Linked DNA regions of Homo sapiens: region 1 is linked to region 2. A link is an interaction called in ENCODE POLR2A ChIA-PET data of the cell type or tissue named here. Cell type or tissue: GM12878. All regions are shown on one strand.

Region 1 (2,500 bases), 52 kb before region 2:
TGGTATGAGGTTCCTGGTAACCTGTTTCCCCGTTATAAATATTCGTAATGCCCTCTGTTCTTTAGAGGTATCCCTTTTGGAGATTAAATCTTATGGTTACCTCAGATCATGGATTCTCAATGAGTATGATATTGCCCTGAAGTGGGAGAAAATTGGTTCTCGGGAGGGTGGAAGGAATTTTACTCCTTTTATGCATAAGACACAATTATACATACAGTACATGAGCAGACATACAGTGCATCTGTGATGTTAAGATTTTGCTGGGGAGGCTATTAGGGAAAAAAATCTTAAAAGCCTTCTTGTGGGGCAATAATGAAAAAAGATACAGAAACACTTCTTTAGATGAAGGGAGCTGGCAGCAGCCTATAGAGTTGAGAAAAAGGGGGAAAGAGATTCTACAGATTCTAAAAGAAAAACTGGCTGTCATTTTCAAGAGAGGTTGGCTCTCTTGAGATATGACCTCCTGTTCTCACGTGAGTTCCCCAAGAAGGTTCCTGCCAAGCCCAGCTTTATCGATTGTGAAAACCCAGAGAGGTCTCGCCGCTCGCTCACAAGGGCTTTGTTTGGGAGCTTAGCTTGGGAGACACTGCTGCTTTCTAAGTTTGACAGCACTGGAAGTCTTTGTCCATTAATGCCAGGACCCTGAGTTTGTTTCTGTCTGAACTGAATCTCTTAGGACTAGGCTTCTGTATCACTGGATGATGTTTCTAACTTTTTTTTTTTTTCGAGACAGGGTCTTGCTCTGTCACTTAGGTTGGAGTACAGTGGTGCGATCATAGCTCACTGCAGCCTCTACCTCCTGGGCTCAAGTGAGCCTCCCACCTCAGCCTCCTGAGGAGCTGGGAATACAGGTGCATGCCACCATGCCCAGCTAATTTTTGTATTTTTAGTAGAGACGGGGTTTCACCATGTTGGCCAGGATGGTCTTGATCTCTTGACCTCGTGACCCGCCAGCCTTGGCCTCCCAAAGTGCTGGGATTACAGGCGCGAGCCACCATGACTGGCCTGTTTCTAACTTTTTATTTTTAAAAAGTGTACCCATTAATTTCTAGACATTAAACACACCTATGTTGCCAGCACCCAGATGGGTAAAAAACAGAATACTACCAAACCCTCCCAGTTGTTACACTCAAGATAGTCGCTGTCCCAACCCCACCGCTGTGGTTTGATCTGCTTTTGAACTTTGTCTAAACGGGATCCGAGGTCGGGTACTCTTGTGTGTGGTTTCTTTTGTGCAACATTGTGCCTCTGAGCCTCACCCGTGTTGCTGCATGTAGTTGGTAGTGGTAGGTTTTGCTTTCTCAGCATGTTGGTGTCTTCCCACTGTGTGGCCACAGTGTCTGTTCACCTGTCTGCCCTAAGATGTGTTGCTCAGCCAGGCACAGTGGCTCACGCCTGTAATCCCAGCACCCTGGGAGGCCGAGGCGGGAGGATCTCGTAAGCTCGGAGTTTGAGACCAGCTTGGACAACACGGCTAAACCTCATCTCTACAAAAGATACAAAAATTAGCCGAGCCTGGTGGCATACACCTGTAGTCCCAGCTCCTCAGGAGGCCGAGGTGGGAGGCTCACTTGAGCCCAGGAGGTAGAGGTTGCAGTGAGCTATGATCGCACCACTGTACTCCAACCTAAGTGACAGAGCGAGACCCTGTCTCAAAAAAAAAAAGTGTTGTTCCTTTTTGATGCTAAATTCTTTTTCCACGTCTAATACCTGGTACCTGCCGCCTCCTCCCAGGTGTAAGCCCCCGACAACCTGAGTTTCTCCCTCTACTTGGCCTTGCATCTGATTAAGGCACTGAAATAGGAAATAAAGAAATGAACAAGACTCATATCATCAGAGAATGCTGTGGATTGGAGCTTCTAAGTTACCTGAAATGCGGAAACTCTGTTACCAATGTCCCTTTATAATTGGGAAATAGGCCAGGCGCAGTGGCTCACGCCTGGAATCCTAGAACTTTGGGAGGCTGAGGTGGATGGATCACTTGAAGTCAGGAGTTCGAGGCCAACATGGTGAAACCCCGTCTCTACTGATATATGTATATATGCCGGGAGTGGTGGCACCTGAGGTCAGGAGTTTAAGACCAGCCTGGCCAAAATGGCAAAACCCTGTCTCTACTAAAAAGACAAAATTAGCTGGGCATGGTGGTACATGCCGGTAGTCCCAGCTACTCAGGAGGCTGAGGCAGGAGAATCGCCTGAACCTGGGAGGCGGAGGTTGCAGTGAGCCGAGATCGAGCCACTGCACTCCAGCCTGGGCAACAGAGGGAGGCTCTGTATCCAAAAAAAAAAAAAAAAAAAGGGAACTCGTGTGCCTGTGTTTTTGGAAAGTTGTCTATGCAGCTGTGCTAAAACACCAGAAGCAGATTGCAGCTGATTGTACCCGGGTACAGCATCACTCCAGCCCACTTAGAGCAGAAACCCAGTTTTGGAAACAACACTGCTCTTGCCCCCTGCCCCAGCTCACTGGAGCTGGTGTCTCCCCTCGGCAGCCGTTCACTGGG
Region 2 (2,500 bases):
AAAGTCTTGGATTCCCCCTCTAGCATATGGCTGAATGTTACTGTATTGCTGAATATCTGTTTCTAGCCAACAGCTGGATTAGTGTTAATTCTTAAAAGAGATACATTTTTATTAGAATCTCAAGTAATGAGCAGCTGAAGTAAATACAATTGTTTGAAATGTTGACAGGGCATTTGGAGATAACAGTTTTCCTTTGCATAGTGACAGCAAGCTATTTAAACATGTCCTAAGAGTAGATGTTTTAAGTTTGTGAGCCAGTGGTCACCTTAGTGGTTTGTACAGATGGCCTGAGAAGTTTGTGAGCCAGTGGTCGCCTTAGTGGTTTGTACAGATGGCCTGAGCAGCCGCGCCGTACCAGGACCTCACCATCATGCTCTTGAGCCCATCTCATTGAGAGCACAGCGCACTGAAATTCCAGTGAATACTAAGCGGGCCTACCACATTCTAAATTCCTCACTAAAGCAAAAGTTAGGACATGTATTCCAGTGTTCTGTTACGTGGAACTGATAGGATTTAAGCAGTGATTCACATAGGAAAACTTAAAGGAGAAAAGGATTACGAAGCTTAATGATTGCTGTTTAATGCCAAGCCTAAGCGGCACGTTGCACTGTGCTGTGCTCAGAATATAACATTCAAGTAATTGAGAAAAGTGGTATCATCTCCAATTGAATTAGTTACATCAGGGTTTTTGTTTCGGTTTTTTGTTTGTTTGTTTGTTTTTAAAGATATAATTTCAGACATGTAGGTACTTCCTGTTAATGGTTCCTGGTATTCAGGTGGCACATTAAACGTGGTTGCTGAGGACACTTATTACTGGTACTATACCAAAATATGAAACGTAGTGGGAAGAGCTTGCTTTTGAATTTGTAATTAGGCTGTTACTTTTCTATTTACTGCCACACATGCAAGAATCACCATCGCACAAAACAGATAAATCTGTTTGCAATGGAATTTGCTGGCCTTGGGCCATTGGATTACTGTCATTTGTCACTTTAGTGCCACTTCAGCAGTGTAGATGTTCATTTCCAGAGACTTGTATGTGCTTGGACTGCAGTTTTCCTGTTTATTGAAGTGTTCTCCCAAAAGGTCTTTCTTTGACCATTTCTGTCAATACAGGCTGGATGAAGAATTAGTGTAGGAAAATAAAGGTAGCCCTTGGGGTATGTGTATAGTATTTGTTTCAAGGATCAGAAAATGTAGAATTTATCATAAACCTCGATGTAGAATCTTCAGATCCTAGATTTTTTCTGAACTGGCTATTTTCTGGCTATTTGAAAGCTCCTGGGCCATGATCCCATTTTCATCAGATGACTTGAGAACCCAGAAGCTCTACCAGCACTGCCATTCTGTCCCGTCTTGAAACATCATGCCCTGGTTGCCCTCTCCTGGAATAGGGCAGGTAAGGTGTTGAGATAGAAATGTGGTTTGGGGCTGTTACAGCCTGAATTCCTCGACTTTCCCTTTTGGGCTCACATGAGAATTGTTAGGAGAATGTGCATGTGGAGTGCGGGCCCAGCACCTGCTACCGTCTGCGCTGTAATGGTGGCTGCTCCTAAGAGTCCTCAGTCTCCTCCCCGTTGGGCTTGTGTGTACAGCCTTATCGGTTGTCATTCTTCGGATCCATTCTCAGTTTATTTTTCTGGTATTAGCTGGAGGGACATCTCCTTAAGCCTGTACTCTATGGCTCAGGAGTCTCAAAACCAGTCCATTTTGAAGTGAGAGTATCCCTAATAAAAAGGTGAGTGTCCCCACTCCTGTGCCTTGTTTTTTTTGTTTGTTTTTTTTTTTGAGACGGAGTCTCGCTCTGTCGCCCAGGCTGGAGTGCATTGGCGGTATCTTGTCTCACTGCAACTTCTGCCTCCCGGGTTCAAGTGATTCTCCTGCCTCAGCCTCCTGAGTAGCTGGGACTACAGGCACCCGCCACCATGCCCAGCTAATTGTTTGTATTTTTAGTAGAGACTGGGTTTCACCATGTTAGCCAGGATGGTCTCCATCTCCTGACCTCACGATCCGCCCACCTCGGCCTCCCAAAGTGCTGGGATTATAGGCGTGAGCCACCACACCCAGCCACTCCTGTGCCTTTTGAACCTGATTTTTACATCTAGCTGACTCCTCCCTCCGTCCCTTTCCCTCTTTCTTTCTTCCTGATCTGATGGTGCTAGATTTTTGTTTTCCCATTTGTCTTTGTTTTATGAAGATGTGCTCCTTTCCATTTGTGTATGTTGAGTACAGACATAATCATGCCCTTGCTTGCTTTTTTTTTTTTTTTTTTTTTTTTGAGACAGTCTTGCTCTGTTGCCCAGGCTGGAATGCAGTGGTGCGATCTGGGTTCACTGCAGCCTCTACCTCCCAGATTCAAGCGATTCTCCTGCCTCAGTCTCTCAAGTAGCTGGGATTACAGGTGCCTGCTACCACGCCCAGCTAATTTTTTTGTATTTTTAGTAGAAACGGGGTTTCACCATGTTAGTCAGGCTGGTGTGGAACTCCTCACCTCAGGTGA

What was found. ChIA-PET counts read pairs that join two places held together with the same protein. Peaks named below come from ENCODE experiments on the same cell type or tissue, not always from the same donor. Only the 100,000 strongest peaks of a DNase experiment are listed, where the experiment ranks them.
Region 1: POLR2A ChIA-PET joins it to region 2 with 6 read pairs; 15 of 35 experiments call an interaction of 5 or more read pairs at or near these places.

The regions. Positions count from the first base shown.
Region 1 is chr16:84,651,563-84,654,062 of GRCh38, forward strand. All of the region lies in intron 2 of KLHL36 (kelch like family member 36), which reads left to right. Among named protein-coding and RNA genes, the nearest start is that of KLHL36, 4.3 kb to the left of the region's middle. In GM12878, no CTCF peak of the experiment used is centred here; no DNase peak of the experiment used is centred here.
Region 2 is chr16:84,703,462-84,705,961 of GRCh38, forward strand. All of the region lies in intron 1 of USP10 (ubiquitin specific peptidase 10), which reads left to right. Among named protein-coding and RNA genes, the nearest start is that of USP10, 4.7 kb to the left of the region's middle. In GM12878, no CTCF peak of the experiment used is centred here; no DNase peak of the experiment used is centred here; H3K4me3 peaks cover 1,437 bases; H3K27ac peaks cover 314 bases.